Linked DNA regions of Homo sapiens: region 1 is linked to region 2. A link is a contact called in ENCODE Hi-C or POLR2A ChIA-PET data. All regions are on one chromosome and are shown on one strand. Each heading gives the region's core, a stretch centred on a gene start or an enhancer-like site at or near the end of the contact. The rest is flanking DNA. Distances are from core to core; before and after follow the strand shown. Region 1 overlaps AKAP6 (A-kinase anchoring protein 6). Region 2 overlaps AKAP6 (A-kinase anchoring protein 6).

What was found. Hi-C counts contacts between places; a loop is a spot of excess contacts on that map. ChIA-PET counts read pairs that join two places held with the same protein, here RNA polymerase II (POLR2A). Pooled maps may share reads with other maps.
Region 1: a map of aorta shows a loop between it and region 2 (2.7-fold over the local background). The contact joins two enhancer-like sites. A Hi-C loop is called at or near these places in 1 of 168 maps with a recorded cell type or tissue (aorta) and 1 of 50 pooled maps. POLR2A ChIA-PET finds 5 or more read pairs at or near these places in 4 of 52 experiments (K562, PC-9, Panc1 and 1 more).

Annotation. Positions count from the first base shown.
Region 1 is chr14:32,412,369-32,419,183 of GRCh38, forward strand. All of the region lies in intron 1 of AKAP6 (A-kinase anchoring protein 6), which reads left to right. Among named protein-coding and RNA genes, the nearest start is that of AKAP6, 86 kb to the left of the region's middle. Within about 2 kb of position 2,068, at least 2 of the 41 ENCODE cell types and tissues checked have a DNase peak (open chromatin) inside an H3K27ac peak, as active enhancers do.
Region 2 is chr14:32,367,196-32,374,202 of GRCh38, forward strand. All of the region lies in intron 1 of AKAP6 (A-kinase anchoring protein 6), which reads left to right. Among named protein-coding and RNA genes, the nearest start is that of AKAP6, 41 kb to the left of the region's middle. Within about 2 kb of position 3,701, at least 2 of the 41 ENCODE cell types and tissues checked have a DNase peak (open chromatin) inside an H3K27ac peak, as active enhancers do.

The sequences.
Region 1 (6,815 bases), core at 818-3,317, 44 kb after region 2:
CCTTGCTTTTAAGGAGTTATAATCTTTTTTGTATCTTTTGGAAATAAATTACATGACATGTTTCCATGATAATTGGACATACGTCATAATTTTGGTACATAATATTGACACAATACTTACTACTCTCCCCTTTTGTAGCATTAACTTTGAAGAGCATCTTTTGGCAAGGCTATGTATACAAAAATAATGCAGGCATTATGCATTCTATGAAGGGACTCTATTTTATCAGATGCCATAGCCAAAAGAAATTTACTGTTCACTTTCGTTATGGCTCTGTTGAGTTCTTAGGAAGTGAAGCTACAAGTTCATTGCTGTGTACTTCAAAGGAGCTTCTAATAGTTACACTCTTCAAGTCTCCAGGAAATGATTCCCCTAAAACAAATCAGCATATGCAATGTGCCCATATGCATAGTAGATCAATAACACACACCACGGATGATGTTATCAGCAACCTGCCTTGGTCTAGACCTATATTTCTTAACAAATACAAATGCCTTTGGTTAAAGAAAAAAGATGGTATGGTGGGCTGAGAGTAGGTATAGACATTGCACTTTTTTCTCAATCTTGAAATTGGGGATTTTCACTGTAAACAAGATAATCAATCTCACCATGTGCCATTTTATATACAGTGTCTTCTAGATTTCTACTCTAGAGGCTATCCAGAGGTCCTTAAGAGTGGAGATACTGTTTTAAAAATGCCTTTCTTTTTAACAGTATGTTATCTTTATCACCAAAAGATGTTATGTAAGAATAGCATCAGAAAGGTCAGGGATGGTCTTAGGGACAAAAAGAAAGTATTTATTGAAATTTTTTTTTTTTTTTTTTTTTTTTTAGATGGGGTCTTGCTTTGTTGCCCAGGCTGGAGTTCAGTGGTGGGATCATGATTCACTGCAGCCTTGACCTCTCAAGATCCAAGTGATCCTCCCACCTCAGCCTCCTGAGTAGCTGGGACCACAAGCATGTGCCACCACACCTGGCTATTTTTTAAAATTGTTTGTAGCAATGGGTCTCATTCTGTTGCCCAGGCTGCTCTCAAACTCCTGGGCTCAAGTGATCTCCTGCCTTTGTCTTCCAAAGCGCTGGGGTTATAGGCACGAGCCACTGTGCCTTGCCAAAAACCATTCTTAAATCCTTGTGATATACAGCCATAGAAGGAGGAACCTCACAGTTACTGAATCACAAATTTCTCCCTTGCTTCCTGGGCCAATTCCTCCCCAAAACCTAACTCAAAATAAAGTGCCCTGCCATTGTGATTTCTGCTAAATTCTCCATAGCTCTTAGCATAATGTCTTGAGGACAGAAGGAGCTCTTTGAGCATTTCTTCATTGATTGATGGATGAATCCAAGTTGCAAGAAACATCATTGGATGTCTCTGTCTCTATGGAGCATATCCTCCTTGTCACAGTTTGAAGTTTGCCTTTATTAATTTTATCACAGGCAGGAGGGAGGATGAGCCCAAAGCAGAGACAGACTTAAATTGTCAGGCTTCTGTACAGGATCAAAGGTAAAAGCTATACACTGAGTACAAAAGAGTCCAGTGTCAGAAGGTAGTCAGGAATTTGGCTAGCCAGAATCTAGAATGCCAGAAATAGAATCCCAGCCTGAAACTTAGAGAATGTTGAAAGGGACATAAGCTTATTAAAAACAGAATGGGAGATTGAGTTGAAATTAGATGGTAAATAAAATGAGAAACCAGCACAACCTTCAGTATTTTCTCCTTTACATACTGGTAGCTTGAGGTCGAGTAAGCCTGGCCATGAAGTGGGGACTGCTGAGGTCAAAGGTTTCAGAGACAGTATAAGAAAGGCCTCTTGCTTTTGATTTCATAAGGTCTAGAATCACACTGTATTTGAATACAATGAATACTTGAAGTTTTTTAGAGCAGTGTTCCCCAAAGTGTATACCAGGGAGTGCTGGTTCTGTTAATAAAGAAATGTATGTTTGGAAAAGACTGAATTACAGAAAAATGACAAGTTTCTGAAGACTCCTTGGAACTAATGTGAGCTGCATATCTCTCTTAAGGGCTGTGTAAGCAGGATTTCCTGGATGTATCAACCTCCAAACATTTTCTTAAAGTACTTTGCAGAACCGGTATTACATGACCCATGTTTCAGGAAATGATGCTCTGAATATTATTTATATTTATGTCAGAATTGTGTTAGGATATACTGTTCCCGCTGGTCATCGGAGCTCACCTTATGAAATTTTACAGCTGAATGAATTGGTCTTTTTGTTTGCATTTGAATGGGAAACAGCTGACTTGAAGTAGCTCTACTCGAATGGGTATTTTCATTTTGAACATATATGTATATAATTAACATTTTTTTGTCCTTATGTAGGCAGTGTTTATTAAGATGACACAAAGCATTGAGGAAAAATTTGAAGCCCTTTCACTTTATAGCCAAGTTTAAAAGAGAATGATCAAACCTAAACTTTTGGGCAATTCAGCCTCTATTTAGCTTTGCCCTAGCCACTGAATGACCTTGAATAACTCACCAGGCTAATGCACTCACTGAATTTAGCTTGCCTTTGTTCCAATAACTAAATTTGGATGCCTGTTTCGCTTTAAGCACAAGTAATTACATTATGTATTTTTAACCCACCAATTAGTTTTGCATAGAGCTAATGGATCTGATTATAACCTAAGAAAGAGATTTTGGCTATTTTTCTCCTTAAATATTTCATGGACAGAGACATAACTGGCAATACTGATGGAAAAGAAGTAGAAGACAAGAAGAGTGGGCTAAATCAGCACGATTTACAAATTCTTTGGGAGATATTGCATTACACTGGTACATAAGTCTCTCTTTAAGCCAATGGATGATGTCATCCTACAGTGCTATTGTAAGCAGTCACACGTGTGTCTTAAGGTTTGTATATGTGTGCCTACACCAGTGCCTTAACTGAGCAGATACTCAATCAGTATTTGGGAATTATCTTTGTTATCTTAAGACTTTCATTACTTTTATTTTTAGGTTGTATCCGGAATTGTTTTTTAATTAAAATTAATTCATGTATTAACTTGAGACTTTAAGTTAACTTAGTTTATATGTTTTAGATCTACAGATACTTTTATCTATCCATACTTACATTGCTAACAACATTTCTTTTCTATTTCTCAGTGCTTTTCTCTTCTACTTTTAAAAAATTGTGGTAAAATGCATATAACATAAAATTTATTACCTTAGCCATGTTGAAGTGTACAGTTCAAAGGTATTAACTACATTCATCGTATCGTGCAGCCATCACCACCATTTATCTTCATGGCTTGTTTCATCTTATAAAACTGAAAGTCTATACCATTAAACAATAACTCCCCATTTCATTCTTCCCTTAGCCCCTGGAAACCACAATTTTACTGTCTGTCTCTATGATTTAGACTACTCTAAGTACCTCATATCAGTGGAATCATATAGTATTTATCTTTTTGTGACCATCTTATTTAATTTAGCATAATGTCCTCAAGGTTCATCCATGTTATAGACTATATCAGATTTTCCTTCCTTTTTAAGGCTGAATAATATTCTGTCGTATGTATATACCAGATTTTGCTTATCTGTTTTGCCATTCATCTGTTGATGGATACTTGGGTTGCTTTCATTTTTTTAGCTATTGTGAATAATGCTGCTTATGAAGATGGGGGTACAAATATCTCTTTAAGACCCTGCTTTCAATCAATTTGGGCATATACCCAAAGGGGAATTGCTAGCCCATATGGTAATTGTATTTTTAATTGTTTGAGGAACTGCCATACTGTTTTCTAAAGTAGCTGTACCATTTTACATTCCCACCAACAATGCACAAAGGTTCCAATTTCTCCACATTCTTATCAACACTAATTATTTTCTGTTTGTGTGTTTTTGATAGTACCCATACCAGTCAGTATGAGGCAATACCTTGTAGTTTTGATTTTCATTCTTCCCTAATAAGTGATGTTGAGCATCTTTTTATGTGCTTATTGGGCATTTGTACATCTTCTTTGAAGAAATGTTTATTTGCCCATTTTTGAATTGGGCCTTTTGTTGTTATTGAGTGTTGGGAGTTTTTGATATATTCTTGATATTCATCCCTTATCAGATATATGCAAATATTCTTTCCCATTCTACAGGCTGTCTTTTTATTTTGTTGATATGGTCTTTTGATGCACAAAATTTTAAAACTTTCATAAAGTCCAATTTGTCTATTTATTCTTTTTCCTTTTTTGAGATGGAATCTCTTTTCTGTCGCCCAGGCTGGAGTGCAGTGATGCAATCTTGGCTCACTGCAACCTCTGCCTCCCGGGTTCAAGTGATTCTCCTGCCTCAGCCTCTCGAGTAGCTGAGATTACAGGTGCCCACCACCATGCCTGGCTAATTTTTGTATTTTTAGTAGAGATGGGGTTTCACCATGTTGGCCAGGCTGGACTCCAACTCCTGACCTCAAATGATCTGCCCGCCTCAGTCTCACAAAGTGTATTTTTTCTTGATTACTTCTTTCTGTTTTGTTTTAAGACAGAGTCTTGCTGTCACCCAGGCTGGTGTTCTGGACTGTGGTGTGATCTTGGCTCACTGCAACTTCCGCCTCCTGGGTTCAACCGACTCTCATGCCTCAGCATCTCGAGTAACTGGGATTAAAGGCATGTGCCACTGCAACCAGATAATTTTTTGTATTTTTAGTAGAGGTGGAGTTTGACTGTGTTTGCTAGGCTGGTCTCGAGCTCCTGTTTTCAAATGATCTGCCCGCCTCACCTCCCAAAGTGCTGGGATTACCTTGATTACTTTTTGAATAATAAAAAACGATATTATTTAGTTCAAGTGACTGCTTCACAGTCTGAATCCAAGATGCTATTTTTAAAAGTTCTGTCCTCATAAAGAGAAATATTCTAAATCTTGTAGTAACCTTGCCTGAACACAGAGATCCTGTTATAAGCCTTGTTATATTTAAATATATATAAATCTTGTCATATTTTAACAGGGTTAAATATAAATCTTGTTATGCGATCCCTATGAAACGATAGGCAGATACTTTAAAAAAATATACATATAGACTGAGAATCTCAGTTTAAAAGTACAGAGACTTCTTTGGGTTCAAGATCAGTTTTTCTCCACGTATTTCTCTGTAAAATTCAGTTGAGGAGTAAATACACAAGGAAGCTGCCAGTTCTTTCTTTCCTGGACTTGAAATTTCTGGAGGGTGGAGGGACAAAAAATGTTGACTTGCTTGTTAGCCAGAGCTCAGCAAGGGAGTACTAAACAAAGTGAGAGGCTCAATAAATACCTTTTATTCTGCTTAACTGTAGTGTAAAAACTGTCAGGCCGATATACTCCTCTGCCTTCTTATAAATCTAAGTTTTTCTTTAAAATTTTTATGTTATTTTGCACATTTGACACAGAGAAAAGTCATATTCTTCAGGCTTTTTTTTGTATTTTAAAAAATTAAAAGAATAAATAAAACTCTTACCTTATAGACTCCAGTTTAATTGAATGCAATCCCAACTGCTCTTATTTAAAACTGGTCAGCTGAATGTTAATGAAATATTCTAGATTATTCATTTTCAGGCATGTGAAGTATCATTTCTTGTTTAGGAAACTCAGTCAGAGGACCTCGAGTATCCAAATCAGTGTCTGAATCATACGGAACTATTAACAATGATAAGATTAGGCCAAAGAGCACAATGAATAGAGTTATGACAAGCAGAATTTGTCTGAGATTCATTTGCGTTTGGCTGCAAATGACTAAGTAAGACCAACAGTAGCAATGTCATGAGATGATTGTGAAGCATTAACTGGAAAATTATAAATAGATGATTTCTAGAGGCTATTGAAAAGGACCAGTTGTTTCTGAGTGTCATGTCAATTATGAGAAACTATTGCTAACAAAGAGAAAGAATGAAAAATTAAAAAGCATAGGGGACAATTACCTTCCAAACGTCTGAATCACTCTTGGATGGCAGCCAGCTGCTCAAGTGCTGGGATGTTAAAGTTTTATCCAAGAGGGCAAAGGAGGGCAAAAAGTGAAAGGCTCAGAAATCATGACCCTGCTTAGAAACTGCTGCTTCCTTCCTAACACATCACAGCTAGACTTTGGTTAGTGGTAAGTAATAAAAGCAAATGGCTGATGGGTCTTTGCTTTATCTTAGGCCTTAGCACTCTCATGGCAGAGGGGAGAGAATATGGGTTGACCTATTATAATGTTCAGCATTCCGTCCCTTATATTCCTGTGACTTAGAGACACACCTAAATTTTAAAAAAAATCTTGTTTCTGTCTTTGCTGGATGGAAGAGTTGGCAAAGTATCTGGTAATATTTAATCTATAACTAATTTTCTAGGGTTGATGAAGGACCTACTGGATTCTTTTTAGAGGCATTTCAGTCATTAGCTCTTACTCAGCGGTTCTCATTGTTGCTATTTATTTCATTGAGCAAGATAATAAATAATTATTTAAAAAGAGACAAATTGATTGAAGGTGAATTTGTATTGAGCTGGTTTGTGTCCCATGCTTTTATTATCTACCAGCTTAAACAGAACAAAAATATTTATAAGCTCGTACTGTCTAGTTTCCACTAGAAAATACGCATTTTATGTAACAAATTATTTATCTATGATATGTAACTTAAATTACTTGTTCTAGGGATTATTTTTCAAAATACCAATTCATCTTGAAGCAATTCATACTTTATCAAGCATTCACCTTCAATTTAGGTGGCTAATTAAGCTGAAATGCTTGACTGTAATGAAATTGATGCATTTTAAGCAAAACCATTAGAAAATATTTGAAATAATAGGTTCTACCTTGCTGAAATTGTTTCTTTGAAAAGCCGACATAGTAGAAGACCT
Region 2 (7,007 bases), core at 2,451-4,950:
AAGTCAACAAAACAACAAAAAGCCTCCAAAACATAGATCAGTGTCGTCAGTTTGCCTCCTGGAGTCTTAACGCAGGGCTCAATAATTCACGCACTTCTACATCAGTGACTGAAAGCATGATTTAAGAATATGAAGTGGTTAGAAGTGTGTGTGCTCATAGAATTAAGTGGATGTCAACTCCATCTCCTTGCTTTTTAAAAATTATTAATTGTTCAGGAGCTAAGTTTGTGAACATTAGCATTATCAAATATTATTTATTTTGTAAAAGATCAGATCTTTCTTTTCACCTAGAATTAAAGTGAATAGATTTTTCTTTTTCTTTGTTATTATCAAAAGTTGACTACTGATTTCAATATCTATTTGTACATTTTTATTATATTTTAAACAGGAATGGATGGCCATCAACTGCATTTTTATGATTCATATTTTCTCTTCAGTGACTACATCACCATTAGTATCCTGCTTACTAAGTCTTCCCTTTTGTTCTACTTAATCCAGCCTATTTTCCTTCATAGACATGTGGAATGGGGACAGGGATGAATTCCCAGCCAGCTCAGTGAGGTATGCACTGGGGCCTTTTTTGGATTTTCTTTCCAATCTGACTTTCCAAGCTGCTTAGCTACTTCACTCATTACTACTTTTCTTCTCTGCTATTTACTACTAAAAATAGTCCAGCTTTACATCTCCACCAACTCACAGTTTGGCCTATTATGAATGCTTCTGGAGACAGGAAACTCAGTGCCTCACAGACAACACATTTATCTTCAGGTAGTTTTGACTGCTAAAAAGCCCAAACTTCTTGTTTTCTAATTTTCTTCTATTGGTCCTGCCAGGGTCATACAAAACATGTTTAATCTTTTTTCTAGAAATTTGAAGGCCCTTCATCCTTCATTTCTTCCCTCCCTCTGTCTCTCTCTCTCTCTCTCATCTCAATTTCTGGTTAGCACTCTATTAATCCTCCTGATTGCTTTTCTCTGAGGAGGCAGGAGCTTAACACATGGTACCTAGAACTGAACATAATCCATTGCAGATAAGGGAGGAATATCATCCCATTTCATCTTTATATGGCACCTTTAAGATCGTATCAGCCTATTTCGTTAATTCAGCAGTTATTTATTAATTGCATCTCAGGTGGTAGACATTGTACTGGGTGCTGGAAGTATGTATAAGTGTGATCACAGAACAAACAGACTACCAGAGTGAGAGACCAATAATTGTTAGCTGTAAAGTATGATGAGTATTAGTCTAGGAGAAGTGCAGAGTGATGTGGGCATACACAGTGCGAGGACATTTCCTAACTAGAGGGTTGGGGAAGGCCTCCAAAAGGAAGTGACTTTAAAGGAATTAGGCAGGAGATTAGGGGGATACTAGAGGTAGAGGTGGGGGAAGGAGGAACAGGTACCAACATACGCAAAGGTCTAGAGGTGAGAAAGGAACTGAATACAGTACAATCTGACTGAAGATTAGACTGTGAATAGAGGGCAGAGATGAAGTTGGATAGGTAGGCAGTGCCCAAACCGTGGACCCCTTACAAGCTAATAATTAAACATGTGTTTGAGCACCTACTATGTACTAGGTGCTGTTATGGGCCCTGGGGTTTTGCTAGTTATCAAATAAGACCAAAATAAGACTAAATAATCCCTGCCCTCTTGAAACTTATAGTTTAGTGGATATTAAGAAGAAGAAAAAAAAAACAAAAACATGCTGAATAAATGTGGACTTTAAGGACAGGGATAAGCCACTGAAAGTGTTAAGTGGGGGAGTGATGTGGTTAGAATCATACTCTTTAAAGTTAGGCATATAATTTCACCCAATGGAGGCACTTTTGAGAATGAACGGGCTTTATTAATAATTATTCTGGGACAACAGGCATAAACTGGGCAAATCAGGAAAGATGGGCACTCTTCAAATGTGGTTAAAAACCAGAGGGAAGCAAGACTGGAGGCAGAGATTGGTCATTGCAGGGACCCAGATGAAAGATAGCCAGGACTGCTACCAAGATATGCAGTGAGGTGGAAGGAAGTGAATGGATCTGAGAAGCTCTTAAAGGAAAGATCTGTTCACAATAGGCAAGGGACAATTAATACAGTGTGGCACCAAAAAAACCTCCTTCCAGACTGATAAAGACCCAGAAACCGGTAACTGTTAGACAAAGTCATTAGATGTGTTACAGATTTCCTGTTGTCCATTATCTTGTCCACATCTCAATCAACATAGTTAAAATATTTGATGAAATTTAGATAGGTATACATATGGATTACATTTTCTAAACCGTTAATTTGGCAAACTTGTTAAAAACAAAGAAGTAGGAGGAAGTTAGCCTGACACAACTTATTCACAGTGATCATCCTTTTGATCCTGGGTCACTGTTTTCTTCCAAGTGCTGGCTTGTGGTTAGTGCACAGTACATTTATTAAATTCATTTAAAGAATCTTTTCCTCAACAGGTGAGGGAGAAAACAATCCATTTTAAGCACTGAGTTTATTCCTTTAGTGGTTGGCTTGCTCCAAATATAAATAATAGTTCTTTTCATTGTTCTCCATGATTTAAACAAAACAAAATGTGTAAGTTCCCTTTAAATCATAACCTCCTTGGGAGGCCGAGGTGGGTGGATCACCTGAGGTCAGGAGTTTGAGACCAGCCTGGCCAGCATGGTGAAACCACATCTCTACTAAAAATACAAAAATTAGCCGGGCATGTTGGTGGAAGCCTGTAATCCCAGCTACTCAGGAGGTTGAGGCAGGAAAATTGCTTGACCCCAGGAGGTGGAGGTTGCAGTGAGCTGAGACCGCGCCATTGCACTCCAGCCTGGGCGAAAAGAGCGAAACTCCATCTCAAAAACAAACAAACAAAAAATTATAACCTCCTAGAGCAGCTTAACATGGGGTCATTACATGACCATTATTTCTAAGTCAGTATGTTGTGTTCCACTTTGGCCATATGATGCTTGGCATTTTCAGGACAGGGTCAAAGTTCTGAAACACCTGCCATCTGTCAAGAGGAGACCAGAAAGACTGTCCACAAATTAGCACAAACCAGAAACTGCTGTTGGAAAAGAAGCTTAGTGGTTTCCCTAAGGGGAGTAGCATCACCTTCACACAGAAGGGAGAAGCTTTCTTGGTCCTTAGCCACCATCAGTTTGTGCCTTACAAAGACAGTGCTATCGAATTGATGGTGTTCTAGGTTCTTAAGAGGAATGCTTATAAAAATGGTTGCTGAATGTCAAGTGCTGTTTAAATGCTTAATTACCAGAAGTGAACACAAATAATGAGGGAGTTTGATTCCCTACAAACCAGAACTGTTGTTCCTGATATGTGACCATTAGCAGAGCTCTGCAGTGTCTTTTATTGCACGGTTCTGAGGCTTTGCCGTTAACAACTTATTAATTGATCAGGGAAGAAACCAGTGGCTGTATTAGTGCTGGTGAAATGGAAGAAAGACTGAGCAACTTGCATAAGATAAATCTTTTACTACACTGTAAACAATGGAGTGGTGGTAAGTTCTCTTAAAGCTGAAAACATTACTGTTATGAAGGCTCTGAAAATGGAAAAAAATGAGAAAATGATTAAAGATCTTTTTGGGGTTAGAATTTTTTAGTTTTGCTGGCATGAAAAGACTTGGGCAGATTTTAGTACTGGAGGGACCTGCCTTATTCGTTGTGTATTCCATTCATGATTGCTCTTTCCTTGTGTAAGAGGAAGAGGAGTGACTCATTATGACTCTTGGTTTTAATTTCAGTAGATTCCTGAAGGTGCAGAACTGAGTGAACAGATCATCCTTTTTAAACTCACTCAGGCTGATTTCTTTTGAGGGATGTTATTTGTTAGTTTAAATAGTAGTACTGAGAAGTAGAGGAGTGTATATTAAACTGTGGCAAGAGAACTTCAGAAACAGGAAAAGTAACTAAGTCCTAAAAATAAATTCTTGTCTTGTTTTCTGTGACTGATAAAACATCATAAGTAAGACATATGCACCATAACCCCAACCCCTAGTGAATATACATGCATTTTATAGAGCTAGAACACACATATGTCAAAAGTCACCTTAAAATCTTTCTGAGAAAAGGATAGGTAAATACATAAAATGTACACATGAAGACTACTATTTGTTTTTATTTAAGTGTTAACATGTTTGTATGTTTGGGAGGCCAAGGTAGGAGGATCACTTGAGGCCAAGAGTTCAAGACTAGCCTGGGCAACATAGTGAGACCTCCATCTCTACAAAACAAAAACAAAACAAAACAAAACCAAAAACCAAAAGAATTAGCTGGGCGTGGGGGTGCTCATCCGTAGTCCTAGCTACTCAGCAGGCTGAAGCTGGGGGATTGCTTGAGCCCAGAAGTTTGAGGCTGCAGAGTTACGATCATTGCACTCCAGCCTGGGTGACAGAGCAAGACCCTGTTTCTAAATAAAATAAAATGATTCTATAAAAATTGGTGACATTGGTCTGCAGTAGAGGGAAAAATCATGGGGAGTTGAAATAGGTGAGAAAAGCTTCATGAAAAGGTGGGATTAACTGTTGTTTTTTGAAGAATGATCTCATAAGAGGAAGTTAGAAAGAGGCAGGGTACCTCAAATGTGGAGACTAGAAGGAACTAAGGTGTAGCTTGGAGTCAAAGATTCCAGGTGTAGTGGGGTGGAGTGGAAGCTCCTTAGGGAAGCCACTTACCTGATTTGAAGGGTGGTTTCCTCATCTGCAAGATATGCAGATTAGTACTCTTTCACTCCTATTTCTCTTTCTCTCTCTACTTCTCTTTTCTTTCTTCTCTCCTTCTCCCTCTTCCTCCCTTCTCTCCTTCCTTCTCTTTTTTTTTCCCTACACATATTTATAAGTACCTACTTTATTCCTTAATTGTACTGTGCCCTGGGGATATAGAATGCTCCTACAAGGGTCAGGGCCTCACAGAGGAGATGAACAAATAAACTGCTGTACAGAAGGATGCACATGGTCCTGAGGAGGCTAGCTTGAGGAAGGAGTGGCTAACAGGTTGGGAACTGGGGAAGACTTGTTATGCAAATCAAAATTGTAACCACTTTGTAAATACTAAGTATTTATTAATGTAACATTTTTTTCTTTTACTTGTGATGCATTTTTTTTTTGTGGCTTCTGTGACTCTTTGTAAAGGAGTTCTGAGTCACTAGTTAAGATTTTTTATAAAGAAATACACCATTAGCAGGCCGAGGAGGGGATGTTTTAGTTTAGTGAAACTTGGACCAGTGTCAATTTAATGGGTCAGACGTAGTGTTTGTAATGGGTAAGAAGTACTAGTCATCCAAATCAAATGGCCATAACAATGAACTCTGAAAATAGTTATATATTTTTTAACAGAGTAAAGCTTCTTTATAGCAATATAATTCTTTAAGATCACTTTTTTTTTTTTAATTTTTGGAAGCTAGAGACAAAGTAGAGGAACTGGCAAGATTCAGATTTTTGGAATCAAGCATTAAATTATTAATTGGCAAGAATTTTTCTGAAAACACTAGTAGGAGGAATTAGGAACCCCACAAGCAAAATAACATTACCTTGGAAGAATGAATGGTATATTCAGTTTTACCTCTACATCTTTTTGTTGCTCTGTGTGTGTGTGTGTGTGTGTGTGTGTGTGTGTGTATTCACATGTGCTTGTGTGTCTGAGAGAGAGAGGAGAGAGAAAAAGAAAGAGAGCGAGCGAGCATTATGGGATTTGGGTAGTTTTGGAAACTTTCTTTTGAGAATACTGAGAATGATTGGGGGAAATTAAGTGAGTGGTTGAAGTACTATTGCTAATTGTTGCTTGTTTTAGGAAAAGATGATGTCAGACACAATCCTTGGTAGAAATTTTGAGAGAATTTTTGATGTTTCAGAGTCTGACGGTTCTAGCTCTTTATAATATAAATTTCATTTCAAAATTTATGGCTTTTTTGGGGGGGTGGGGTATAAGTGTAACTGCCTAAGGGATTCACCTTGCCTGCTGCCTAGACAGAGCCGATTCATCAGGACAGGGGAACTGTAATAGAAAAAGAGTAATTCACACAGAGCCAGCTGTGCGGGAGACCAGGGTTTTATTATTACTCAAATCAGTCTCCCTGAGCATTTGGGGAGCAGAGTTTTTAAGGATAACTTGGTGGGTGGGGGAAGCCAGTGTTCCAGGAGAGCCGATTGGTCAGAGATGAAATCATAGGGAGTTAGAGCTGTCTTCTTGTGCTGAATCATTTCCTGGGTGGGGGTCCAGAAGATCAGATGAGCCAGTTTATTGATCTGGGTGGTGCCAGCTGATCCATCAAGTGCAGGGGCTGCAAAATATCTCAAGCACTGATCTTAGGTGCAGTTTAGGGAGGGTCGGAATCTTGTAGCCTCCAGCTGCATGACTCCTAAACCATAATTTTTAATCTTCTGGCTAATGTGAGTCCTACAAAGGCAATCTAGTCCCCAGGCAAGAAGGAGGTCTGCTTTGGGAAAGGGCTGTTACTGTCTTTGTTTAAACTGTAAACTAAGTTTCTCCCGAAGTTAGTTCAGCCTATGCCCAGGAATCAACAAGGACAGCTTGGAGATTAGAAGCAAGGTGCAGTCAGTTAAGTTAGATCTCTTTCACTGTCTGTCATAATTTTGCAAAGGCGGTTCCATAAGGTCATTTTTAGCACTTCTAGAAATAGACCAAGCATTAGCTAATTGTCAGTGAACTTCTCCTCACACGTAAAAGTCTTTATAGGAAGAAAAACCCTTACTCCATAATTATAGAAGACAGATTTGAAATGTATGTAACCCATTTGGATTAAATACAACAGCTGATATACTTATCCCTGGTTAAAGATGAGCGATAGTAAAAACCCCTGGCGTATGGAACAGAGGACAGACAGATTGCCACTGAGCAAAGTAAAAAGGCCCAGAGACAGCAACTTAAAACTTTGCGTAAGGAATAGCATACTTCTTAGTCTGGTGTTCAGTTTAATTCAGAGACATATTGAGGACCTAGAATGTGTTGGGATATGCTGGGTATTGTGTATACAAAGACTGGGAGATAGTCATCA